Linked DNA regions of Mus musculus: region 2 is linked to region 1. A link is a loop called in an ENCODE intact Hi-C map of the cell type or tissue named here. Cell type or tissue: left cerebral cortex. All regions are shown on one strand. Each heading gives the region's core, and the rest is flanking DNA. Links, peaks and the distances in the headings are about the cores only. Region 1 has its middle 59 kb from the start of n-TIaat2. Region 2 holds the start of Epha7 (Eph receptor A7).

What was found. A loop is a pair of places that touch in the nucleus more often than their neighbours do. Peaks named below come from ENCODE experiments on the same cell type or tissue, not always from the same donor. Only the 100,000 strongest peaks of a DNase experiment are listed, where the experiment ranks them.
Region 2: it touches region 1 in a loop (5-fold over the local background); 8 of 42 quality-filtered maps call a loop at or near these places.

Annotation. Positions count from the first base shown.
Region 1 is chr4:27,956,037-27,971,889 of GRCm38, forward strand. No RefSeq gene overlaps it. Among named protein-coding and RNA genes, the nearest start is that of n-TIaat2, 59 kb to the left of the region's middle. In left cerebral cortex, for the core only: a CTCF peak has its summit at 9,161; DNase peaks (open chromatin) are centred at 9,181 and 9,654.
Region 2 is chr4:28,803,557-28,817,113 of GRCm38, forward strand. It overlaps Epha7 (Eph receptor A7), which reads left to right and starts at 9,575. Exons shown (of 17, transcript NM_010141.4): 1 at 9,575-9,924. The coding sequence starts at 9,828. In left cerebral cortex, for the core only: CTCF peaks have their summits at 10,746 and 11,449; DNase peaks (open chromatin) are centred at 10,293, 10,788, 11,391 and 11,901; H3K4me3 peaks cover 4,000 bases; H3K27ac peaks cover 2,801 bases.

The DNA of each region.
Region 1 (15,853 bases), core at 7,161-11,160:
GCTACTCTTATGTTTATCATTTTGTCCTCTCATTATCTGAACATGACAATTTTATTATATTATAATAAAAGTGTAATGTTTTAAAATTAACTGCTGTATGTATTTGTGTCTAAGTTATTTTTAGGTCGAACATTAAAACTATACAGTATTTACTAGTATCTAAAAGAAATTGAGTAATTCTGTCTTGAAGCTTCCTTTTATGTTCCTGATTGAAATAGCGAGTTCTTCCTTTGTTGGTTTTAGCTGACAAGTACTTTTTAAATTTTGTTTTGATGTTCATTCATAATAGCAAGGAACAAGAGTCCTGTGTCTATTAACTCTTCTCTTTATTTAGGTAGAGTCACTGTAACAATAACCTTTACATAATATGGCAATAAAGTTACATGAGAACATACTGGTCTAGATTGATAAAATTTGAAATTCAAAGATGGGAATGGCAAATATTCTGCAAGAATATTCATGTGAATGGAAAACAAAATTATTCCAAGATGAAACAACAAAATCTACCCAAAGCTTAATGGAACTATTATCTAAATATTAAAGAAAGGCTGTAGGAACTTCCGGGATCCACATTACATACAGAAATGAAATACAGACCATGAGCATAGTTTGCTTTATCATGTATGTCATTAAGTGCAGACTCATGATGCCATCAAGTTGTACTTCTCCCATTTCTCAGGAATAAATAGCTCACTCTCAGAGTTTTATGTCAGACTTGAATGCTTTTACTTACCCTGTTTAAAAGTAACCATTTATAAAAGTCTAGCTCAAATTTGAAATTTTTTGCTATTGGTAACAATAGCAATCATATATTACAAATTTAAAAGGTCTAGTAGCAAATATTTTCAGAGATTTTAATTAGGAAGAAATTATGTTGAAGGAGAAAGATATGTTGAACTTGATAAAACCATACAATATGTGATACCATGTTAGTACACATAAGATTTCTAAAATTCAGCTAGATGTAAACTTTAGGAATGAAAAAATGTCAAGCATAGGCCACTGATATCTATCTTCTTTAGAACACCATGTGAGAGGGTGTTCTTCTTCCCCTTGCTTTGACTGTATATACCCAAATCACTTACTCAATCACTTTCATTAGAATCTTAGAAATGTACTTCAATGCAGTTGTATAACTATATAGAGAGGATACCAGGTATGGTCATCAACAGAGTTCATGAGTCATACTAGATTTTTTTCTAGTTTTCACTTGTGGGTGAGATTACATGTTTACTTTTCATTTTGTTTCATTTGTAGATTGTTTACCATGGTCTAGATAACTGGTTTCATGTTTAAGGGTACTAGCTGCTCTAGAGAGGACCTGGTTTTGGTGCTATGTCCCCATATGGTACCTTACAACCATCCATAATTATAGTTCCAAGGTATCGACCCAAAGTTGCCATTTTATGGCTTCTGTCGGCATCAGGCACACAGGTGATGTATATATATATATATACCATAAAACTTAAATTGAAAGAATGACTCAAACATATACTATTTATCTTGGTTATGTCCTATTTAACTTATCACACTAAATATTAGAAACTGGGGATAAGGTCTTCAATATTTCTTTTTGTTCTTCTTTTAGTAATTGGAAGTTATTTCATAAATAAAATGCACTTAAGAGATATTGAATGATTAGATAATGAAGTGATCATTTCTTTTCATGTGTGAATTTAAGCAAGTGAAGGAAGAAATTCTGATTAAATTCAAATCAGTCACTGATCATCAGATAAAAGTGCACATAAAGGTGATCAGTGAATTTTGAGGTTGACATGGTATTCTGAAAGTCAGAGTTCAGGATTTCACAGGGATATAATAGCTTCAGGCAGCTTTGGACCCTAAATGTTTCTGATGAGACTATAGACTGACCAATGCAGATCTCAGTAATTTGGTTTACTCCAGACCAAAACCAGAAGGAAAAATCCAGGTGCTCATTTACACTTCATGTTTCTGGCATAATGTGTCACATGACTCAGGAAGAGGAGGAAAAATATACCAAAATGGATAATTTCCTCACAGCCCTTTTCCTATGAGTTGTATGGCTGCTCACATGACACCAGCATCTTGTATCACCAAACTGCAGAGCAATGTAACAATTTATTCTCCCTGAAATTTGGGACTCAGCTACAGTATTATCTTCCATCATAAATGCTACAAAGAATAGTGTATTGCTAAATAAAGAATTTCTAAAATAAATTTCTAAAATAAAGAAAGAAAGAATTTCTAAAACTACTCTTAAAATTCAATGTAGAATGTTTGCAAAATTAAAATGGAATATGTAGTGACAATAGTCACTTATTATTCATTATTAATTTATTAATAAATAATGATTTGGAGAAGTTATTTTAAGCATACATTTTTTGATGATATAAAGAAATACATTATCTAAATTTTGAGCATTTAGCATGCTACAAATAGTTTTTATTTAGTAACTTTACAAATATACATTCAACATAATAGCTTATTTATGCTGTTAAATGTAAAAATGTAAGACAGAAAACACTTTTACAATTTTAATTGTGTATTTTTGCTAGTAGAAATTGCATATAAAAATAAAGAGACATAAAACTGAATAAAATATATATTTGTGTCTATATATAGACACACATTTTCTAGCTATATCATACCTAGAGATATTTTATATTTACCATATATAGATTTAGTATTGATCACCTGATCTTGGATATGAACACAATCCCAATAAGAAAAAAAGATGTGGTCCCTGGAAAAAATTAAATTTTATACTAAACCTCTTTACACCAAACTTGGCAAATCAATAATAAAAAAGTGACCAGTCCCCTTAAAAAAATACAGCAAAACACAAGCAAACAGAAGCCCTTAAAAAGGAAACAAATAAGAGTTAAGGGAAGGACTGAAGATGTTCAAGAGGTTTGCAACCACATAGGAAGAACAATAGTATCAACTAACCTGACGCTTAGAGCTACCAGGGACTAAGCCATCAACCACAGAGCATACATGGGCTGGTCTATGCTTTCACTGCTTCTCCCTTCCTACATATGGAACAGAAGACTGTCTTATGTGGCCTCAGTGGGAGAAGATGGCCCTAATCCTGTAGAGACTCCGTGTCTTTGGGAAGGGGAATTCTGTGTGGGAATCACCCGCTCAGAGGCTAAGGAGAAGGGTATGGATGGAAGAACCCTGGGAAGGGTTCCATTTGTAATGTAATTAAATAAATAAATAATTTTTAAAAAGTGGCCAGTCACAGATATGTCCAATTTTTATACAATGTCTTTTAAATTAGATTAGCTATGTAATTCTTTAGAAATATAAAACAAAATTATTCTGAGAAAAATCACAGCAAATACAAGTAGAACATAAGTACAAATTCTAGTTTAATATTGTACTCCATTTTTTTCTATTTAGTCAAGAAATGTACAGATTTCTCTTTCAATGTCAATAAACCACCTACTGAGTAGGTAAAGAAGACAAAAATGTACTCAAGTCAAAGGAGATACTTCCTTGGAGTAGCTAAGATTGAGCAAAAATCAAATGTGGGCAATTAATGCAAAGAAATAATCCTCTGTGAATGTATACTATTAAATTTTATGCCTATAAATGCAAACAGAAACATAGGATTTAATGTGAAGCAAGAATACATTAGCTGATTAAATTAATACACACCCAATCAAATACAAAGAAAATAGTATATTATAAATCCTAAGAAGTCTCTGATAGAAAGGTTGCTGAAATATGTTAGTAAGTATGGTGCACAAAATGAAATCACGAGGATTTGAGTTGGATACATGCTGCATATAGGCAAAGCCAGTTATGGTTGTGCACACTTACTATTTAGTAGGGCAGAGGCACAAGGATTCGTGGGTCCTGCTAGTCACACAATCTAGCATTACTGTTTAACTATAATACTCAGCCACAGACTCTGTCCAACAACAACAACAACAACAAAAATAAAACAAACAGCCAGACACCAGTGAAAAGATTTTTAGAAAAACATAGGAGGTTGAGTCAAGTGATAGCATATACTCTGACACACACACACACACAGAAAGAGAGAGAGAGAGACAGACAGACAGACACACACACAGACACACAGACAGAAACACACACAGACAGACACATACACAGACATACAGACACACAGACACACACAAAGACAGACACACATATATAGACACACAGACATAGACACAAAAACACAGACACACACACACACACACAAGCACACGTGTGCCTGAGTATGTACTATGATAAGCTATATAGAGATTTTTAAATTATAAGAAAATACACTGAAATAATGTTTAAAAATCTCAGGAAAATTAGTTTAAAAGACTTAGTAGAGTGTAATATTAATAATTAGTTTAATATACTTTAGATGTTATTATACTGTTATAAAATTACAAAGTAATGTGAACAATTAAGAAGAAATAAAATTAGGTTGATAATAGATTAAATAAAGTTGCTATCGCCAGATATCAAGGATACAAAAAGTAAAATTCTACATATTATGATAAACTGATATACTAAAAATCTCACTAACAATACATTCTGTCAGCAATTTTTTATTTATTGACATAAATTATTATTACATTTATAAAATAAATTACCAGAACCTCTTTTAACCATTTTACTCACTTATTGTGTATTCCACACTATGGGATTCATTCCAAAAACATTTTTTCCAAAAACTGTCTGACTCAGACTATCATTAATTTTTTTTTATTGATATGAGCAGAAATGAACCTGAAACTGATATTGTCAATGTGGTTTCTAATGTACACATTATATAACAAAGTCATAAAAGGCAGAAAATAAAGGTGAAATTTTAATTGACTAAAACCATGAGATAAAAAGCATATATCAAAATAAATTATTTTCTTCAAAAACTATGCTGGTGAACTTCCTAACCACACACCCTAAACATAACATAAACAAGGAATGAAATAACATGTGCAGCATCTGCTCTGTTCTGAAATGACCTCTGAACAACGTAGTGCTAGGCATTGGAGCCCCGAGAGCAGGAGCATGCTTTTTCATAATGAATGTGAAGTCATATTTCAAGGGAAAACTATTTTTAATAGAGAGTTACTATTCATAGAAACTAATTATAAGAGAGGATTTTACTAATTTTAAAGGTGTCTGACCAAGGTGAAAAATTAACAATGAATCACATTGCCATGGGCTGATCACTGGAAACACTTGAAGGGGCACTTCATCCTGTGAAGTGGGGGCTATGCTATGCACAGTCACAGCGTCATGCCGAGTATGTATGTGTGTTGAGGATCTAAATTTGTTAAAATGTATGCTTCAACATCTTAAGTTTCAATAAATATTCTTTCCTGTATTTTTAGGCAGTTTACAATACAGTGTAATGGGAAGACTGTGATTTAAATGATTTACTGACAATGAACCATAAATAATGATGCCGATAGCATTGTACATAAAAAAATATAAAATGTTTTATCAATAAAAATAAGTTTTATTTATATTAAATATGTTCTTTTCAAAAACTTCATCAGTAGAAAACACAGCAACATTAGTCTTGCTAATACTTACCCATACACTTCCTGTGAAAATTCAACCCTCCTTTTGTCCTCCTCAAATCAAGTTTCATGTACTTGCTTGACACGATATACCAGTAACAAAACAGGGCATAATTACAGTTTCATGATTTTAAAATGTATCTCATTTATGAAATCAGAAAATTTTATTTCTACATGAGTGTTATGTCTTATGCAATAAGTTTCATATATCCAGCTGAATATATATATTCACACATACACACATACGTGTGTGCGTGCGTGCGTGTGTGTGTGTGTGTGTGTATAATCAAGATATCAAGATAGGTTAAAGGTTTTCCAATTAAAAACAGAAAAGTCCTAAGAATAATTTATGCAACCCCTGTAGAGTGGTAGTAAAGTTTTTTTTCATCATAATCAGCATAGACCTAGAAGAAGGAGGAATAGTTTCTAATGAGATTGAAATTTAGCAATATCTAGTGATCTTTATAAATAACAAATAACTCAACAATTATTAAATATCTCTAATTATATTTATTGAATTCTTAATATTTCTAAAGGAAAGATTGTTAGTTTAAGTATTATAACTAAAATGTCCTCTACATCCACCTAATACTGCCAGATAATTTTTTGTCAGAGTTCTCTCTCTCTCTCTCTCTCTCTCTCTCTGTCTGTCTGTCTGTCTGTCTCTCTCTCTCCTCTCTGTGTCTGCCTCTCTCTTTCTCTCTGTGTGTCTATCTACCTCTCTTTATCTCTCTTATGTGTGCATCTTTAAGTACTTTCTAACAAAGAGAGTTTTCAATTACTAAACAAGAAAAGCATTTGTTATTAAAATATAAAATATGCAAATACATATATAAAATGCATATTTATGTTTCCTCTCCTAAAAGATAAAATAGTGCATTACTAATTTAGTTTGTGGGATCTTGTGACTCTACTTGTCATAACAATGTACCACAGATTTATGAGCTTCATATGCAAATATTTTAATTATTTAATTTACATTTAATAGTACTCTCCAGATTAGTTCTTAAGATAGAACTTGAGGCACTTCTAGTAACATCTTTGTAGCTTTTCCCAGTCCTTAAAAATCATCCTGACATCTTATCTGCTGTTGGCGAGTTTATTTCTATTATACCTCCAGGGAAATACGCTCTTTGAAACAGGCGGTATTTAATGAAATATATATACATATATTTACATATTCATTAAAAAGAAACTGAAGAATATGTAAAAGTATTGCTAATTTATAATCACTCCGAGTAGGATTATTTTGAACATGAAAGAAATTCTCAATTGTTCACAATGCAGAGATCAAAGATAAGGGTTAAACCAGAGAAAGCAAAATGTGGGCTAGCATCTGACACTGAGTCTTGTGTGGGCCGAATGCAGGGCTGTGGGAAGTTACCATGCTTTGTCAGCCAATAGTTACCATTAGAGAATGTCACAAGAATTCAAACTAAGTGTGAGCAGATGGCACAAGGAAGAAAGTATAACTTTTGTGAGTGGTCTCAGTGACCCTGTTAAAGGTAGGAAGCTTATTACAACTGTGGTGACCTTTTACGTGAATGAATAGGAACGCATGGTTTTCAAAATTTTTTTAATGCAATAAAACTACTTCATAAGAGTAAAATAAAAAAATAAATATTGGTGCTGAAAATTATACATGCATATTTAGGAGTGTGAAAACAGATGCCTGTTTAAGTGAGCTGTTTGAGAATGTATTTGCATTTGCATCCCCTTGAACAATTGTATGCATTTTTATACAGGGTTCCATTTATAAAACTAAGTACTATTCCTCTGGTTTTCCTCTACTGTTCATCTATTTATCTTACTTGTACACAAATAGGAGTCCTTTTAGAAATTATACTTATATAGGCAGATAGATGATGAATATGAATGATTTCCAGAACAAACTGAATGTGTGGGTTGAGGACAACCCTGGTGACCTGCAAATGTGGACAAATGTCCTGCTCCACTGGAATGACAACAGATCTTCACAGTCCTGCTGTCAGGATCTTCTCAGATGAGGAGAAGAGATTTTTATCTTTCAAAGTAGATTTTCGTTCATACATACATCACTTGTGACTGACAATGTGAAATAGGTTTTCAGGAATTCGGTGCATATATTTGTAGTTAAAAAAGAATAACACATATTTTCAAACTTTTGAGAGAATTAAACATGGTCATATATGGGAACCACAGGGATACTACTCACTCTATTAAGAATTTTATAATTCTCTTATAAAACTCTAAAAGGAGTTTGAGCATTTGAGTTCAGGGATGGGCTCAAATAAGAAGACTATTTGGAAATAAATGTGTTTTAATGTACTTTAGGTTTTGAAAGAGTGCATGCTAGATAAAGTACAATCTGAAAATGTAGAGCTTCTTATAGCAGTCGCCCATGTATTGACTCCATCCCCAGTATTACTGTTACTGCTTGCCTACTCTTGTCAACTTGTATTCTCTTGCCAATCAATAAATAAAGCATTATGGAAAAATTGGCTCCCGCCTTGATTATACTTCTTCATCTGTCTGGTATATAATTTCTTCTGGTTTGTGATGCGTTGTTTTAAAGTATTGACCACAATCAAATATTGCAACCATGTGAAAACCATGAATTGTGAAATTAAGTTAGTAAATTTAGCTTACTGGAAATTTCATCAAGTGAATTTCTAAGCGTCAGGAGACATGTCAACATCAACTGAATTTGCCATTTGGGAATTTTACTGTCCTTAACAAGTTATCTCAAATCCTAAACCAGTGCAGCACACTCAGGGCCATGGTCCAACTGTCTTTAAGTGCATTTTATTTTCAAAGGCTCATTTTTACATCCAGCATCAAATTTTAACTAAGGCTCTGTGATAAAGAGTAAGAAAATCAGTCTTCAAGGAAATTGAAAGGCAAGAAAAATAAGTATATTTAAACTGTGTATCTTCTAACACCTTTTAGACAACTTGCTATTTTTATATTATGTTTAGGAGCTGGAATAAAGCTAAATGTTTGTTCTGAAAGATGAGAGATCAAAAAGCAATTTCCTTTAAAAAGAAAATTTTGTAATAAAAACCACTTCATAGGAAAGAGACAATTGTCATATCTGGCTTATTTTGACTCAGCAAATTCAGCTTGTTCTCACCTTCATAACACGAGTGTGATGTTTTATTTATATAGTACAGTTTAAAAATGAAACTTAACGGAACATCTAAAATAAAGACAAAACTCTTCTTTGCATGTATTCTTTCAACATCGTCTTCATATTCCTTGATTGTTCAATTAATTATTCCATACACAGAAAATTTTAGTAAAGGTAAGCTTACATTGTGAAAATTATTCTTTTCACTTCCTGTAACTATATTCCTTCCATCCACAGTTTAACACTCTCAAACGTTATTGGCAAGCAGTATTTTTGATAAGAATTAGCACTACGTTGAGCCATCAGTCCTTAGCATATTTCATTTTGGTACTGTTGTTTTCAAAATCAAGGGACTGAATTCAGGCAACATTTTTATTTTGTGATTAAATGAGTGTTGAAATAAACATATTTATATCATCTCCGATGATTTCTTTTTGTAGACAGTATTTATTTTGTGAAATCAAAGTGAAGTGTCATTTTAGTACAGAACTCAGCGAGGACTTGTGGCATTCTTTTACAAGAGTAACTTTAGGGGGCACTGTGCTGCCAGGAGAGAAGAGTGCAAGACCAAGCCACATAGACTTTCTTTCTTTGCATACGAATGTACCACAGTAAGTATTGCAAAGAAATCAAGCCCAAAGTGTTACATATTTCTTACATTTCCTAGATTCACTAAGACACTGACCACCCGTGAAACAAACTTCAATTTATTGAAGAGTATGCTTCCACAATAGACAGTTATTTCTCACTTCTAATGAGAAGGGGAAAGAGAACAGATCCAGGCTGCTCTGGAATTAAGAAACATACCAAACTGCAAACCTCACAAACGAGGAGACTACACCATCCTTGAAAGAGGAAATAATGAAACTGAGTGATTCTGTACAGTAAGAGAGTCAAAATAGAAAAAAAAACAAAACAAGACAAAAACAGAAACAAAAGATAGTTGTCTAAGGGAACAAAGCACCAGGCAGCCAGAATCCCTGACCCACTCTAGTGCCTCGCAGGGGACGCAGAAATGTCAATCACAGCAGCATTAAGACCATTTCACACATGCACACACCTGGAATCCTCATGGCTGGGTTCTGTAAATTCCCGCGGTCAGCTGCATCAGTCACCTGTGAGATCTGATTTACATTCTGACTCCAAAGAATCTATTTTGTTATCTAGTGAGATCAAAGCAAAAGAAGTAGAGTCTACAAGGAAGCCCTTGCCTTTCACAGCCTTCTTCCAAACTGTTTGATGTGAATGAGTTAATTACATTATATGCTATAGACCAAATGGAGGCTTTCTACAATTTAATTATTAATTATAGTATATCAGTTTAATTATATAAATACATATGCTAATACATACATGGAAGTAACAAATTTATTTGGTAACAATTTATAATGTTTTCCTCACTATTAGGAAGCGTTAGGAATATCTCCTCTTTTTTACCATTAGTGCAGATATTTGAGGTTGGGCCTCAATGGTTATGTTTGTATATTACAAGGAGATAAAGCTGGCTCATTCCAAAATTCTGTATTTGATTTCATTTCATTTCCTTCAAAACTATTCATTTGCGGATGAGAGTCACTTGAAAAGAAAATTAAAGATTTTTGAGGAAATCACAATCGTCCAAAGAGACAAACAGAAAGCAGTGAGCTATGTTAAAGTGTAAATTATTAAGAAGGAGGAGTTTTCCTTTGCTGTCAAAAGATATTTAACTGATTTGTTTAGAGGAGGGTGAATTGGATTTAAGTGCAATTTAGTTGATAAGTTCTTGGGGTTCTTGTAACTGTTATTATGGCAATACAAAGAATGTATACACACAAGTAAACAACACACCCCTTCTATCATATTTATCATACAAATTGTCAACAAATTAATGATTCCACCTACTTTAATGAGGTACAGAAAATTGTATGCAATGGTTCAGTTTTTCTTTCTAGTCTGTTTATTGTTGCCCTTGTCAAAACACCGAGGCTTCAAACGCACTTCTTGCTCTACTCAAGTCTGCATTACTCTTTTTATTGAAGAAATTATTTACTTTCTTAATATTTGAGAAAATGTGAAGATTTAATGTCATTTTCGTTTCATTGTCAAAGCTGTTTAGCATTTATGAATACTTGAGTTGTATTTCTGGGCAATTCAATCATTTCAGGGCTTAATCAATAGTGAGAAATAAGAAGTGTAGAAGAAAGAATATCAGATAATCCTAGATCTTATATCTTTATCAGTGTTCACTGGAAGAATTTTAAGAGATTAGTAACAGGCTAAGTGGATTTTGTACTTCCTCCTGTGAAATTTAATAATGGTCTTTAGCTCTAGCGTAAGACTTTGAAGTTTAACTAAATTTATAACAAAATTTCTCACATTTCACAGGACATTTCTCTCATGTACAATATGATATATAATGCATGGATATTTTTCTTTCTTTTTAATTTTTGGAATTTCTCATTTAATAAAGATTGTTAGATTCATGTTATACTACTCAATGGATTTTTTTGGTAATCAGGGAAAATTGTTAATATTTAAAACCTCACATCATAATTTTAATTCTTCATTACACTATTGATCATGGATGCAACCAGAAAATGTTCAGATCATAGTGAATATATTCACCTTCCCTAGTATGATTTTACTTTACATTAATTAATATGGCATATTAGTGGCTGGTTTCATAAACGAGATTTTAAAATAAACTTTTTCATATAAAGGTTTAAATTATTTTTAAATATATAGTTGTGTGGATGTATGAATTTTTTAAAAAAATTAAGCTATAAATCATTTATATCTTTTTATACATCACTATTTTTACTTTGTTATTTATATATGCTTATAGAAAATCTACTGTCTTTCAAATAATATTTTGAGAAATTACATTTGCCTGTAATCCAATTTTTATTTGTATAGAAAGGCATTTCAATGTGGTGAATATTTGTGTGTGTGTGTGTGTGTGTGCGTGAGTGTAAGTGATTCGGAATATTATTATACAATACAAGAAATAGTTTAACTTAGTAATTTTCATCCTCAAGGAAAAGACTTTGTAGAAGCAGCATTTTTATGAAGACATGGAACAGTACTGATACTATCTTAAGAAATAACTGACAACACTTTCCTCATCCATAGTGACTGGGACCTACCTATAACCACACTGAGCCATGTTAGAATTAAAAAAATAATATTTTTACATATGAAAACCAGGCTTGTCTGTTGAAACTATTTTCAAGCCTTTAAGAACTAGTATTTCTCTGTTTTCTTTAAGTGTTAGGTTGTTCAAATTAGAGAAATAAAATACTGACTAGTGTCCACAAACATTATGAATGTATTTTTCCATGTTACTCTAATCACTGGTCCACCCTCTGAGGTCTTTCTCATCACATTGTACAGTGATGCCATAAGCAACAGAACCTTTGGTATTTTGCTAGAATTCTAAGATAATGTTGACCTGGTTACTCAGATGACATAGTTTACTAAATTCTTATTTGATTTCTGTATACCAGATATTTTGTAGACCCGCCAGGAAGGTGACAAAGTCTTGGAGTAAATTTTAAAATCACAAATCAAACCAGCCAGGATAAATGCAAAGGTTTCCGACGCTGAACGTGAACAAGACCTCTCATAGCAAGGGACCTTCCTTATGTCCACTGTTAAAAAAATGTCTTTCTCGTTCTGTCTTTTTCTTCTTCTGTTTTTTTTTTTTATTCTTGATGTCTTTGTCAGTTGTATTTAGATTATCCATCTGATGTTATAATCAACATATTCTGTGTAAATGTCAAGTACACTAAGGAGTCATTAAATGCTTACGATGTTTAATCAAAGAAAATGCCATGCCACCGCCCTTTGACTTGGAGGTACCAGAGAGCAATGTCTGCTTAACTGATGGCTTTTTTAGAAGAGAGAGAAAGGAGTAAGCTTCTTCCAGCCACGTCCATATCTTGCTTGGCCACCCATTGTGTGGACCTTGCTGAGAGCTTGAGACTTTCCAGTTCCCTAATTGAGCTATAATTCCATGGATGCTTTGCTGCTCTGGAGGGAAAGCTGTGGTGGCATTTTTATGGCTGTGCTCACTCAGTTGAAAACCAGAATAAATCACAAAATCGTTTTTGAAATGTTTAAAAGTTGAATTGTATTACTTTAGAGAAAAAGAAAAACTGACTATTGAGAATCAGAAAATTCACCTTTAAATCCTTTATTTCTGTTCCATAACATATATATATAATGAAACATTTTAATAAATAAACACATATTGCATTCGGAGGTTATAGTTTTAAAATGTTATCTGTTTTTTCCTTATTACCTGTAAGCGATTACCACTGGTATTTCAGCTCTTACTGATTGTACTCATTTGTTTGAAGCAATGCTCCAAAAAAATATACAACTTGTTTATAATATTTTTACTTTGGTTCAATATTTTACAAAGCTCAAAACTTTTAAAAATTGTTCACAATAATCTTTATCTGTAAGCATGAAGTATTATTTTAAATCATATCTTGTAAACAGTAATGTAGACTATTAGATATTATAGTTCAAACTACATTGACCATCATTCCTATCTCAGTCCACTCTGCTTTTATACTGAGGAGGCCCTGAGCACTAAGAGGGTGAATGCTAAGATAAAGGTTTATTTATAAGAATTACTTACAAATTATGTTTTACTTGCCCTTAATTTTTTCATTGCTCACTCCTCTAATTTTTGTTTTCAGACAACACTAAACAAATTAATTGTCTAAAAGTCCATATCAATATCTTGCTGGGAAAAAATACTTACATATACAAACTATGCATTTTCTCAATTTTCAGACAGAAAATTCACTTATGTTGCTTTAGTTGATCTTACTATCCTCTAAATTCAGTTGCTTTTAATGCCTCCAGTACACTTGAATTGTGCAATCAGATTTAAGGATGCAAATTATTAGTTAAAACATTTCAATATTCACAATCTTTCATCATTCATACAATTATATTTCATTTAGTTCAAAGATAAATGGTTAGACTTGGAGGTCATTCAGTCTGACATGGAACTTCTACCAACTAGTATCAAACTGTATGTAAAGGGAAAGTCTGGGAAAGTCTGGACTATAGCATTTAGTTTTTAATTTTACTCATGAGCTGATATTGTTTGCCATTCCCTGCTATCTTCCCTTGTGCACGTGTTGATAAAATCTTGGGTTATATGCTTTTCACAGTTTCTCTCAAGAGTATTGATATATTGAACAGACTCCACATTGTTTAAGATCTAAGGTAAGAAAAGATTCTAAGAGAAAGAGCAATCTTTCTTTCATTCCACAAACTCTTTCAAGGTCATTTTGGACCAGGGTAATATGCTAACGTAAGCCTTACTTTGTGCAGTATTATAAGTGTAATAAATATGTCATTATTACATATCACTATTTTAATTTTAAAATCAAGTAAGTTATAGTCAAAGTTATTTCTTTAACTGGATTGCTTGGTTTAAATTCTAACTTTACTCTCCAATTTTAGTGATTATAATTTCCTTTTATATTATTTTTCCATAAGGGTTAATGTGACTATTGATCCTGGCATTTAAGGGAAGTGTAACTCATCAACTACTAACCTATTTGAGTCAGTTTTGTATTGTATATAGAATGTGTACTTTAAAATGCTACTCACACAAGTATGTTCTGTCACCTAAGCTATTGCAAATATTGAGATACAGAAACAAAAATTACCGTTAAGACACAATGACTCCCACAAATGCAAACAGATAATAGGAGTAAAAATCAACTGCAAAAGTTGGTTAGATTGTATTAATCCCTGTAAATCTCCACCATTTCAAAAGCAATTCTGTGAACTAAGAAAGCCTTTGTCTCTCCTGACTGGCTTGAGCTCCCAAAGAGAGGTGTGGTAGCACTGAAAAGCTCTTTACCACAGGGATCCACACAATTAAGAAAAGCTGAGAATGTACAAGTTTGCTAGTTTAGAAATATTAGCTTGCCTCCTACTTAAATCCAAACAAAAGCACACTATGGCTCTGGGTCAACCCAATATAGACAAGACCTGAGCTCTGGTTTGCCCCATGCAAAGAACTATAATGGAGTGGAAGCAGCGGCTACTTAATATAGGACTTAAAATTACCCGTGACTGAAGTGAGCACATCAATCAAAAGTTTTGGCATGTAATGAGTCAGACAAACCAGAGCGGTGAGCTTGAGGGCAGGAAAAGCCTCTGTTCAGTATTCAACAGTTCTCAAATAGCCATGACATCCCTTCGCATACACCACCGACTTCCAGCAGGTGGATTTTTAAGGCATTGTCCTCAGAACACAAAGATGGATCAACTCAGAGCATTTGAGATGGCTTCCTGTTTTGTCTTCTGAAAACTAAGGCTGCAGAAAGCTGTCCACATTCTTAGCATTTTTTGTATTAGTCAACGAGGAAATATATCGCACAGAGGAGAGAGAATTCAATTAGAGCTGAAACAGAAACAGCTTTTGCTGATTGTTCATATTAGACATAAAATGTAGGTAAACATTTAGAAAATATCAGTATGTGTGCAACTTTATTGTTAGACAGTTAATATTCAAAGTCCTACAATATTTGATGGTCATTATCAATTTAAATTAACGTCTTAGCATTTCAAATGCCAGCAATAAGACTGATTACATATTTCTATGTCTGCATGTAATTGTTGCAAAAAATATATCTGAGAGGAATGGAAGCAAATAGCTATTGTAGTATATCAAACCTTTTTCATTAATACCCTTATTTTTAATAGCAAATTGAATTTTGACTACTTGCTTTATATGAGCATCCAACTATATGATTGAAGAGCAACTAGAAGAAACTATAAGCAGAATTTTCTTTAAGAAAATATGATAAATATTATAAAACTCTAGATATTTTTTCCAACAAGAACAAAATAGAATCTAGCAAGACATAGTATTCTTTTCAGGTATTATGCATACTGTAAATTTTACTATGTAACCATTTATTTAAATAATACAAAGGTGAAAGTAGTAAAAATATTTGAAGATATTGTATAAGGTTTAAACTACAATAATTAAAGATAATGATAGCCATGTTGGACTAAGCACAAAGCAGTCAAATTAAGAATCACTCTATCATAAAGTAGTTGTTAAAAATGATTTGGGTACATAAAAATAGATTTCTGTGAGTATTGGTGGATATATTAGTATATTAGCTTGTTAGTGTAATATATATATATATATATATATATATATACACATACATACATACAAACAAATAGGTATGTACCA
Region 2 (13,557 bases), core at 9,558-13,557, 850 kb after region 1:
TTGGTGATATATTTTTGCTGTGTGACATATTATAAAATATGTTTTTGGGTGTCATTGTAGTTAGCTTTATGTGTCAATTCCATACGGTCACTAGTGAAAAAAGTCTCAACTGAGGGATTACTTAGATTAGACTGGCCTGTGACTATGTCTGTAGGGAATTATTTGATTGTTAATTGATGCAGAAGGGTCCAGTCCACTCTGGGTGGTTCTACTCCCCAGGCACATGATCCAGGGCTCTATAAGAGAACAAACTAAGCATGGTTGGTAGTGAGTCAGGAAGCCATTCCTCAATGATTTCAGCTTCAAGTTCCTGTCCTGACGTCAGTCAATGCTATACCTGGAAGTATAAAACTAACAAACTCTTTCCTTCGTTAAGTTTCCTCTGTTTTAACCACAACAATTGAAAGAAACCCAGAATAGGGATTTATTCCAGAGAAAGAAAAATATATGATCCTATCAAAACCTCTATGTATGAATATTACAGAAGCATTGCATGTAATAGTCACAGTATGGCACACTGAGTTGCAAAACCGAGTTAGAACAGCTGCCTGGAATATATGAGATCTTGAATACACTCCAAACACCAAACTATAGTAAGAGATAAGCAAACTAGTTTATTAAAATAGTTTAAAGGAAACTATTTTAATGTTTTAAATGAGTAAATGAGCAGCCAAGTGTATATTTCAGAGTATAAGTGGGTTAATCTGTTGTGGTCTTTCCTTACAGCACAAAGCCATTCTTCAACTGGAATGAGCTCTCAGTACATTCAACAACTTGTGAGAACCTGAAGAATATTTGAGAAATAAAACCAGCTAATCTTAAATGTTGCACTTTATATTATTTGATTTGCATAGGTATGTATCATTTATTTAATGCACATTTTATTTTTGCAGTTTCTGGGAAAATTGTGGAATTTTTGCAATTTCACAACTCTTTTAAATAAAAGCTATTTTTTTTTAATTTTTCTTAAGTTTCAGGATTTTATTATCATGTTGAGAGCCCAAGCCAAGGCCTCACCTCAGATGAATTAAACAAGGATCCATTGTGGTATCCCATTATCTCCATGGGAAAACTTACCATGTGTTAGTGTTGAACATACCCCACCTGAAAAGTGCTGCTCTCCAATGTAGTCCCCTGGATGTGAGTCCTGGATCAGAGGTCTTTTCATCCCTTTGAAGTAGGTTAGTTATGCACAAGTTCATTCCCCTCTCTTTATGCAAGCCATGCTTTAGAAAGATTTTGGGGATACTCTGACATATATTCTCCAGCAGAGAAAAGCATTAAACATATGTGATCCAGAGAATTAGAAATTGGACTATTTCCATACATTGAAATTACAGTTTTCATATCTTACTCTAGACAAAAAAATAATTATTAAAACATATGCCTATTCATTTATATCTTAACGTGGCAGTGAAGTTTTTATTTGTGCATAAAGTTCACAATGTGTGTATATTGAAGAGTGATGCTCAATAGCAAGTTCCCTAACTCTGAGTACACATTATAATGATTAAATGAATAAGTAAATCAACTGGCTGAAGATGAAGCCTTAAAACGCTTCCTGGAGTATTTCAATGTGCTGCCCATATGAAATCTGAATGCTTTCAACCGGGCTTTCTCTGAGGGCTGCGTTTGGGAAGTGCACCAGGACATTGCTTATGCTTATTCTAGAGGTTTCTAAAGAGCCCCTGCTCTAGGGCTTTTATGAGACTTCTTTTTAAGAACTTGGGTGATAGAGGATAGTTTCCATGAGCTAAGCTCTCTGCCTTTGTTAGCATCCTTCACTTCTAAGCAGACCAGCTCAAGCTGGGATGAGCTGCCTGACTTCATCCTGCCAGGGATTCTTTTTTTTTAATTAATGCACTAAGCATTTATAATGAGAACTTTATCCTGTTTAATTCTCCCATTTCCCTAATAATTATCTTCCCTGTTTTAATATTTATAGCTCTCTTTAAAAATGAATATACATCCTCAGATATATTTTTCCTCTTTTGAATGTTACATATTAGAGACTCTAGTAATCTGTATATTTGAATTGTTATTACTAATGGCACTGCCAAAAATCTTGCCTCTAGATAATCTAAATGGGAGGAAATGTCTTTGCCAAACATTTCGGTAGAAGTAACCTTTAAGAGATAATGATAAATTATGTGGGAAACTAATTGAAAATTATTTATTAATTTATTCAACGACTTAGTATTTAGTGCATATTCAAGCAGTGATGTGGGGACCACTAAACTTAAATTAAAATTCCTCTGTCTTCATGTCAAACCTTCAGGTCAGAGACACAAGAATAGTCTAAGTAAAAGTATTATTGTTGGACCATGAAAACTAGTAAAGAACAAAATGAATAGAGGAGCCCAAGGCAAACTTGAGCAAGCAGAGGCAACTGATAGACCTGACTGGGTAAAGGACAGAGGCACCAATCATAATCTCAAAAGACCGTGGCAAGTCCTGAAAGATCAAAATGCCTAACATTCAAATTCTCCAAGGCCTACCCAACATTATAATCAGGAATGGTTAACCTCCCTGGTGCTGAAATATTTTAAGCTGAAATTCCACAAACTGTAATTCCTACTGGAAGAAACCAACAAAAGGCTCTAGAAGAGGCTTAGAAGGAATCTCCAGAAGCAAATATTGCGATTTCAATTGTGGGCACTGTGCTTGCATCATGTGAAGGAGAATGGATACTTAGAAACTGGTAAGGTGTTGGATTTTTGGAGGTAGTAGTAACACGTGTGTGTGTGTGTGCACTTGTGTGTGTGTGTTTCCAGAAGAGATTAGTGTATAAAAGTAAACTAGGTGGTCTGAGGTGCACCATATCTGACAGAGAGAGAGAGAGAGAGAGAGAGAGAGAGAGAAGGGAAGATAGGGAGGAGGAGGAAGAGAGAGACTTCAAAGCAGTCATGAGAAGGGCCATCTCTTTAAACTTTATCTGTCCCTATGGTGTTCCATTATAATAATCTTTTATATGTGAGTTCAATTTTCTTTAAAGTTTTCATCCCAAGCTTAAATGAGCAGCACTGTCTTTAACAATAGCGTTGCTATAACTTTCATTATTACACCTTTTAAATAATGAAAGAATGAACTGTGTGAAGACTTAGATGTTTGAATTCATCTTATGCATTGTCTTGCTGCATACAAGATTGACTTGGTGTGGAAAAATTGTGAGCTTAGATGAAAATGTTGGAACTTCTTCAGTAAAGAATGTTTTGGTGGTATATTTTCACTCTCAAGAGCTCTGTTCCTTAGGTATCTATGAATGAGGTGGTGATCCAATGCCATTTCTTGGTGGATTTGGTTAAATGGCTTGGGATGTCACATGCAGTGTTTCTGAGAGCTATAGGTGTTATTAAGTTGATGAATACAGTTAACAACCTGAAATGTGTAGAGGAGTCTTAATCCAGCAGCATGGCTCCTCTGATCACATCTAAAGACCTTGTAGGTCTGTTTGATCTGGCTGGAATGAGACTCACCCTTAGACACACCTTTAATCCCAAACAATGAAGGTAGTTGGAAGTACCCATGCTTGAAAGTGATGTCTAATTGAGAGGCTGACAAAATGACGAATCAGAGAAAGATTGGACAAGATAGGATATGCCTAACTCTGTGAGGAAATAGAGGCAATGTAAGAGGGAAAAGTGCAGAGGGAGAGAAGAGAAGGCAGTTTTACCTGGAGAGTTTTACAGAGGCAAGATGAAGGGAGAATGGCAGGTGAAGACAGAATGATCCAGAGAATGAGAAGGATCCAGATGATTAGAACACATTGTCATAGTTAGTATGAGGTCAAGCAGGGCAATACAGGCAGAAGTTAAAAGAAGCCACTTCAAGTCAATTAATGTGGAGAGGAATCTGGGGCCAGAACAAAGGAGTTGACCAACCAGCCTGAGTTCAGAAAGGGGTAGAAAGGCTGAGTTTATTCAGCAGTAAGTTTCAGAGGCTAAAGACATTTTAGGGATTGATAGTACAGAGGCTAGGAGGTCCTGGACAAGGCCTAGATTAGCAGATGGAGGCAGTGAGCCTCAGAACAACTAAATCACACCAATAAAAGATTGCTTAGAGACATGCATTGACAATCTTTACTCTTTGACTTATTTCTGTATGAACACACTTTATAAGGTCACCATTGCTGTATTCTTGGGTTTGCTGTTAATATATTTGGGTACTCGTGCTGTGAACATGTATGTTATTATTGTTTGTTTTATTATATAAAGAATTCTGAAGGGTTTTGTCATGTTTGGTTTGCCAAATAAGTTAAAAAGGGAAGACTAAAAAAAGAAAAGGGTGAAAAGAAGGAAAACAGAAGTAAATAATGGATTAGTAACTCCAAGAACAGGACTCTGTTGTGTTATGGTAACTAAAGAATGCAGTTCCTAAATAAAAAGGATAACAATTCCCTGGCCTCTGATTTCTGGCAACCAAGAGCATCTCTGTGTGGGGAATCAGGGGTCAGATAAGTTGCTAGGTTCTGAGGCCTTGAATCCAAAATGCAGGCCTTTATCCAACAAATTTCAAGCCCAGTCCTGGATTTTTCCTTGCATGAACACATTTCTCAGGTACTTGGGATCATTTTATTCTCCGCCAGACTATTCTGATCTGCCGGCACTTCCAACACTGTTGATATCCAGACACATTTGAGTGAAGATCCTCTCCTTCCAGGGCTGTTTTTGTCTTGTACAAATATGACTGTTTCTTCTCAGAGGGCAAACACTGATCAGGTCAATGCTACTGTGAGGCACAGCCTTCAGCATCACGGAGAAGATCCTGCCAATAGAATTTCAATTTTGCAACTAGGGGGCACCATGCATGCATTTCATTCTTCATAACAGAAACTTTTCTGTACTAAGATGAGATATTCAAGTGCCTAATTATTTAGATCTTTTTACAGGGCCCTTAAGATTAGCCAGCCATTCTTTACTCTTTACTATTCCAGTTGTTGTATTAAATGTGGCATATGCATAGTCTGAGAAGGAGTCTCTGATACATTCTTCAAGTTAGAGAGTTAAACGTTTCTTAAAAGATGAACTCTATTGAGAGACCCAGGCCCAGAACACTCTTTCAAGGGAGGAAAATTTCTAGGTTAAAAGATTTGCAGAGAACTAGGTGGGAAGTAAGGGGAAAAAATGCTACCCACGCCTTCAACCTGAGGCTACAAGTGCTCAGATGCTTACCATTAAAACCATTGAGAGATTTCTGTGAAACATATTTTACCTTTTAAGGCTTCCTTGAGCCTATTCTGTTAACTTGGCATCTGTAAAATTAAGTAGGTTACATAACAATATTTTTTATTAAGGCTTTTGGCAGATGGATACAAATACAAAAAAGAAACCTAAAATTAGCAATAGGGTTTTATTATACATATATATAATAAAATGTATATTTTCCAAGGGTGAAATTGATTGGCTAGGACACCCAGAGGACCTGATGCCCCCTGGTGGTCACCAAATTATCTCTGCTTTCCTTGACAGCTAAATATCTGGATAAAGAGATCATAGATTTTAAGATGGTGAATCATGAACATGTGAAGAAGCATTTGGCATAAGTTAAATTATGTCTTCATATCCACACTGGTGATTTATGGGAAAACAGGAGTGAATACTGGATAGAAAGAGCCTCCCCACATAAAATTACATTTGAAAAAGAATCTTATTCTTAAAAATATTAACAATGTATAAAATGATTTTGAGTAACATGTGACACATTTTTCTTGTCATAATCAGATCTGTTAATATTACTTAAACAATGGTATATTTAAAACATTTTTGAATTCTTTGTGTAATCCGAGCACTACAGTGACACATTAGCAACACTCCAGTAAACGCTTCCTAGTTAATCTATACTAAATGAATTCAATGGTTGCAGTTGAAAATTGTGATTGTAATCTCTTGAGTTTTGCCACTTATCTCATACCCACCCAAGTGAATACCGTGTCGTAAAGATGCAAAGTATACTCTTGATTTTTTGCTAGCTAAGCCTGATGCTGAGAGTACAGGTGAAATTTATTTTTGTGTGTTTTATATTTTCATTAGACTGCATGTAAATGTTTTGTATACAGTACATAAATCATGCTAATGTAAATATATAAATGATTTTCTTAGGCGGTGGAAAAATGTTTACATTTTGATTGAAATGGAAAATGTAGTTTTCAGTATCTATTAACCCAGATACAATGTTTCCTTTTCTTTATCAATTCTTCTACAGGGTAGGGTTTTCAGTTCATTTAAGTAGTCGCTCTTCTGTGATGAACTTGCATTTGGACAGTAAATGCAAAAGAAATGGTTCCAGAGGCAGCTCGGTGACTCACTGTTGTGTGGTCAGTATTTAGCTCGTCGGCCTTGGCATGGTAACATTCCAGAGGGCCAGGTGTTCCCACACATCTACAGATGCAGTTCCTAGATATGCAGAGATAAACCCATTGAGCCACTTTTGCTATTAGAAAATGCATAAGACCTACCCCCTGAAAATACTATAATATATTATAGTATTTAAGAAGAGAAATTCTAAGTATTTCTCATCTTAAAACCCTAAGCTATTTTAGAGGCATAAATACTAAGGTAAATATCAGTATTGTGGAAAGTTAAAAGAAAATAACAGTTGTCTCTCTCTCTCCTAGAATACATGACTTAAATGGTCATTAATTTTTATGTATGTATAATTATGTGTAGACAATTCAGTAAATTATTAGAGAAATGATGCAAACTGAATAACATTTCACAGTGTTTTTGTATTTGAAGACAGGCATTTTTTTTTAAATCTTTCTACTTTATCATAGATGTTTTAAAAAGTGGATTCACAAAAATAAGGTTTTATTATTCATTCCTGTGTATTTAGAACTTGAGATAGACTATTTTTAGTAACAATTCAGAATGAGTAAATAAAGACAATGAGTAAAAAAAAGTTTTTTTAATTTCTGGGTTTTTTTTTTGGTCAAACATGTTAGTTTTATAAATCATTTGTTGTTGCTCAAAAAAAGAACATGTTTTTAATTCACTTTGTATATGTACAACATGAATTTCTAAAATTGGTCAAGAAATAGTTTGTATAAAACATAGGTATCCAACTAAACTTATCCATTTTTAAAAGATGTGAGAAAATGTATTCTGTTATTTTAAAACATGGAATCTTTTGTTACTGTTTAATTTCCATAGCTCTACATAGGAATAGAATTATATGTGCTCTACTATTTATAAAATATACTTTAGTATAACGTGTTAAGACACGCTATTAAACATTAAACTTTGAACATTCTCTTCTTAATTGTCATGCATTTTCATTTCAGTATCCTGTCTTCTTTATCAACATATCTACATAGCACAGAAGAAAGAAGGTTGGTGATCCCAGACATGAACATCTTTGTATTGCTCAGAAGGGGGAATGTCAGCAGCCCAGCACAAGAGCAGCTAATTTGGAACTTACATCTTAAATAAATAAATAAATAAAAAGGGTGTGGCTCTAATTGTGCCTGTGTCTGATGGGAGAAGTAGCACACACTAGCAGGAGTCTCCACACTACTTACCCTCCTCAGGGGAAGAAACAGTACATTCTCTGAAGCCTCCTGGTTAAATGGGGGAAGTATTTGTATTCCTATCACCAAGTAGGAGTCCTTCAGTAGATGAAAGGGGTATTTTAAACCGTTGAAGCTATCTTGGTGGCAATCTAGGATGTTGAGACCTCAGAGAAAATGTCGAAACCTTGGAAAATTTATTTTGACGATTAGAAATTGTTTAATACATATCATCTTGTGATTTTGTGAGTTTTTAAAGCTTAAAGAGTGATTTATATTTTTAATTCTGACTTTGAGCTTCCAACTTTTACCCTGATTGCATCTGTTTGGGTTAATAAGGCTTCGTGTTCTCTGTAACCAGTGTGCTTTGCCTATATTGTTTTGTCTCCTTCCAAGATTAATCTATGAAGCCTTTTCCATTTCTTATGCATCTTTAAAGGGCACTTAAGAGACTTTTAAGCATAATTTCTAAAATATTCAATAGACCTAATGTCTAGCAATACGTAAAATTTAATACATAAACTACAGAAGCGACGTGATTGGAAAAGAAGGAAAACTTCATTTCTTTCTTTGGTATAATTATATTAGGCAAGTTAAACAACAGAAGAAAACCGTAAAAATAGAAAAGAATCTGGGGGCTGTAATCTCTTTTTATCTACACTATCCCTCCTGTACATATCAGAGAGAAACCAGCACACATTTCCAGAGGTCAACCAGGAAGTCCGAGGTTGAACTTTTTGTCCATCAGAAATAAAGGCTGATCATCAATGAGTGTTTATTTTTCTTTCCTTTTCTTTAAAAATATAGAACAATAAAAGGAAAATCCATCTTAAAATATGACGTACTTATCTACTCAGTGTGACCCTTGACATAGATGATTTGGCCATTACATTTTTAAGATTTTCATTTTACAATGTCAACCACCTCTTGCTTGCAAAGTGTGCAAAACTGCCTAATGGAAAACAGATTTCTCCACACACTTTTTTCTTGTAGCTAGGATTGGGTGAATTCAAGTGGAAATGTTGGTTACATTTTTAGTCTTAGCTTTTTTTAGAAAGATAATTACAGAATAATTATGGACTAACTACAGAAAATAGTAAATGTTTGCCCAAGTAGAAGGAATGGCTATGTGAATTTAGTACCTGGCGGCTTTCTTTAGAACTGAATGTTATTTACACAGCGAAATGGGAAACAATTCAAGTAGAGCAACCTATGAAAGACCCCAGAAAATGAGAAGCATGTAAGTAAAAACGACAAGAAACGTTTTCTAAGGTCCTATTTTGCCTGAGAAGAAACTGAAGATAGAAGGAGAGAAGAGGCGAGCATAAAACAAAAGACTTCCTTTCTCCAGCCCCACTTTCCCTGTTTCTTTTGTCATAGGTTGTTGTGAACTCAGGCAAACATTGAAAGGTTTTCTTTTGGGGGGCGGGGGGCACTTTTGATTAATTTTATTTTTCCAGAGATAGGGGAGTAGTAGTTAAACATGCCTCTCGAGTTACAGAACAGAAGTTCAAACTTTTGAAAACAAAAGAGAGGAAAAGAAAAGAAAGAAAGAAAAAAGGCAGAAAACCAAAGTTATCCGACCTGCTGAGGCTGCTAACAAAAAAGTAAAAGGCGTTCTAAAAGCATAGCTCAGTTTCACTGTCCGGGTCGGGGTCGGTGATTGGTAGTTGAGGGAAGGCTTGTTTCGCCTATGCCGTCTAGAAGACGTTGAGCAGCACTGCTATATACAGGAGTGTAAGACGGGAGAGTTATTCTCGGGTTTATTCAGCTCAGTGAAGCTGCAGTAGCTAAAAGCCAAGTGCTCCCGACTGCACGCCGCTGGCCTAACGCGGCTCGTCCCCGCTTTCCCGGCAACCGATCTGGGAGGGAATCCTGGACTCGCAACCCGACTCCGCTCGGCGTTGATTGGCTCCTGCTCAGGACCCCGCCTCCAAGGTAGAGGCGGCCACTTCGTAGGGACCCGCCCCCCGGCCGTGGGAATCGCCGCCTAGCAGGCGGGCTGCGGCTGCCACTCAGTCGGAGTGGCGGAGGCTCTGGGTTCGTAGCCCCGCCTCCTCCCCCCTAATTGATATTATTGGAGTGTGGAGCAAGCGGCCGGTCTGCAGTCGGAGACTTGCAGGCAGCAAACACGGTGCGAACGAACCGGAGGGGGGAGAGAGAAATCAAACAGCTAAGCGTGGAGCAGACGGCCTGGGACCCAGAAGGGGATCGATGCGAGGAGCGCAATAATAACAACAATAATAACCCACTTCGGAGCAAACAGCATCTAAAGAGCTGCGACCCAACTGCAGCCTAAAAAAATCAAACCTGCTCATGCACCATGGTTGTTCAAACTCGGTTCCCTTCGTGGATTATTTTGTGTTACATCTGGCTGCTTGGCTTTGCACACACGGGGGAGGCGCAGGCTGCGAAGGAAGGTAAGGCCAGAGGAAAGCAAAGTTTGTTCTGACTTATTTATTTCGCTGTCTACCTGCACGAGCCGACGGGTCCGCGGCGCTGGCCGCCGCGCCTCCGGCGCCGGGCGACCCTCCCTCGACCCCCCGCCCCCTCCCCGCCCTCAGTTCCAATCGACCAGAGGCGACCGGCCGGGACTAGTCGGGGCCCCGGAGCTCCAAGGGGTGGCCGGGGACTGGCGCGCGCTCTGCAGCCGGGCAGCTCGGGGGGCCATGGTGGCGAGGCTGAAGGGCGAGCGAGCTCCTTTGCATCCGGCATCTCGGGTCTTCAGCTCCAACCGCCGCGTTTGCTCCTTCTCTTGCGGTCGGCCTGCCGTGGACGCCACAGTGAGAGTTGGTTCGAAACCTGGGGAGTGGAGCTCCGCGTCGCCCCCAGCCTCCCCGGAGGAGCCGAGACTTCCGTGGCTGCGAGCGCTCGGGCTCCCGCCGACTCGCTCACTGCGGCGGCGGCGGCGGCGGCGGCGGCAGCGGCGCGGGCCTGCGGTGGGCGCTCGGCTGCCGCTCGAAACAATGCGGCCGCGAGGGGAGGCAGCGCGCGGGGCTCGGGCTCGACCCGCCGCCGGGAGGACTGGCCGCAGCCGGCAGTTTGCACGGAGAGGCCACCGAGTGAGAAGTCTCCCGTCACTTGGCCCAGGTCCGGTACTCCGGGAGTCCAAGTAGCCAGTCCTGGCCTCTGGGGACGAGTTCTGGTACGCGAGGGGAGGCTTCTTTTGACCACAGGATACGCCTGTACGTGGGTATTTTTCCCTGCGTCTCCTTTGAACCATTGGCAAAAGGTAAAATACCTTTTGGTGCCTGTAGTTGGAGCTGGGGAAAAATAAATCCTGTCAAAGGAAGTGTCTTGCTGCTAAGCAGTGTCACAATACCGGTACCTCATCTGACAAGCTTGCGTTTCTAAGGTTGATTTCTTGGATACTTTAGAAGCCTGTTCGGGGGTGTGGAGGGCGAGAGATCTGTTAGATTTAGGTCATAGCAGTACTAAAGGGAGGGGGCATACTGGTCCTCGATTCTTTTATTCCTAAAACTTAAGATTTCACGCGGCTTTTCTTTATTCTCTTCGTCCACCCTTCTTCGTTAACTCAACATCCCCAACCCGGTACAGTACCCTACTTTGGAACAGCCTGACCTTCTGGCCCCACTTTGCACATCTGCAGTCTGTGTTGACGCTGAATCCATTGAGAGAAAAACGTGCCTCTGAGCTGATGGTTATGTCTGCAGGTGGACCAGCATCTGCTACACACACACATACACACACACACACACACACACACACACACACACACACACACATCAAACATACATTTCAAGCCTCTTGACTTTGGTGACCAGAAACCGACACCCTGCCACCTTGTCCCGATTCCTCCGGAATAGCGGGATCTAAGGAAAAGTTTGCCCCGCACGGCGAAGCGGCGCGCGCGAGCTCTGGCAGACTCCAGCAGGAGTTTGAGCTATAAATAACTGCATCACTAGGGGGAGAGGTGCCTGCAGCCAGCAGGCCTCTCTTGCTCTCCTCCTCCGGTGCTACGTGGAGAGGGTTCTGATTCTCGGAGCCTGAGTTCTTTAGATGCAGACAAGATGTTTAAGAGGCAGGTGGTAGGGAACGCGCCCGACTTCTCGGTGGCGACGCTCGGGGCGCTCCGGCGCGCAATCAGGCGGTGGCGTTCCCTGAGCGCTGCTACCCGGAGGTGGCCCGGGGCATCACGGCACCCAAGGAGCTTGGCCAGCAGCGCCGCGAGCAGGTGCGCGGCCTCTAGGGCAGCTGGGGTGGCGACCAACCTCCCGGGTCCCCTTTCCCGGTTCCCTAGCGCGGCAGGAGTGGCCCGGGAACGCTGAGGCTAATTGCGGCCGCTGCTCTCCATCCCGACAGTACAACCGCCGCCGCGCCCTCAGAGGAGGCGCTTCCCGAAAGCCCGTCTGTTCCTCGCGACTCCTGCCCAGGCTGGGCGCCACCCGCTCCCTGGAGTCCCAGGTCTGGAAGTGTAATGGACGCTAGGTTGGCGGGCGCAGCCGTCTGGCTGCCCCGCCCCGCCCCGCCCCGCCCTGATGCTCGGGCAGCGCTGGAGCCTCCAGGCTCACCGCAGAGCCGCGGCTCTGGACTCCCGGTAGCGGCCAGCTGCCCTGTGCCTTCTCCGGGGCGCGCAGTGAGGCTGACTCGGTACGGCAGTCCAGAGGGAAGACGGTCACGGGGCGATTGCATTCAGCACTCCAGAGCTTCCGAAAGCCTCGCCAGCTCGGTGGCCACCTTCTACTTCCTCTTGATTTGCCGGTTTCTTTGCTAAGTTGCCGGCCAGCAGGTAGCCGAGGGGAAAGGCATAGCAGGAGAGGATAATCTCAGGGTTCATTTCATTCTTAAGACTAACCCCAAAAGGTCATGTAGGTTTAAAATCCACTGGTTGTTGTCAATATAAAAGCTCCCCATCCCCCACAATAAATTCCAAAAGAGAGTTCTGTGACTTGAATTTGTTTCCTTGGGCTTCATCCCTTCTCAAGGTATTGTGAAACTATCCTTTCTCAATTGCTCTTCTGAATACACTAATCCAACGACTTACTGGTGTTCCAAGTTAGAACACAAATTGAAAATTTATAAGTGACTTGTATTTTTAATTGAAAGGGAGTCGATCCCTCTCCCCCACCCCCCCGACAATCTTAAATGCACTACACTAAAACCAGACTCCTGTTTTTGTATCTATCTGTTTCCATTTACTGGGGATAACTTTGACTCCTGGAGAAGGAACTGAGCGCATCATCTACTCTTCTTTTGTCTCTCAACACCCGTCTTCTTTACCTTTCAAAGCATAAACCTTTTAAAATTGGAGTCTGAATATGTTTCAATATTAAGAAGTTTATCTGAGTACATATTTTCAAGTCAAAATTTGAACAATTTCCTGGAGGTGACATTAAGCATATGTAAAGAATATTCACGATGATTTCTGGACCAATAGATTATTTGTGAAAATGCTGACAGTCAGGAATATTGTTTTAAAACACCAAAGCTATGTAGCTCTAAAATCAATTCGGTCAGTAAGTATTTTATAAGAATAATTATCTTAGAGTAACATCATGACCAACTGAAAGCATAATGTGTTATAACAGGTAACATTCTAATGAATTATTCCATTAATACAAATAATACTTTAATCACAATTTTCATAAATATTAATTATGTTTTTGGTAGTCTAAAGATGGAATACAACTCCTTGTAAAAGTCAGCTGGGAGCTTAACCCATCTAGAGAATAGCTAGTATGTTGAAAAATGTCCAATTTAAAATTATATATATATATATATACATATATATATATATATAATTTCAAATATATATATATTTGAAAGCTGATGGTTGTCTTGTTTAAAAGCACAGCTTGTAGATAACAGAGACTTGTTCCTCATGGTAGCATTGTTTAACATAGATTTAACATTTCTATATTCATATTGATAGAAGGCAAGGTGCTATGAGGGTTTTCCCCTTTAAATATTAAACCCCAGTTGTCAAGAGACGATAGGAAGTATCGCTGGTAGAATATTGAAAAGTGGAGCCAGGCTGAATAGTAGTGTGGGGATGATATCTTAGTAGGTTCGTGTCTTTAAATGTAGTGAAC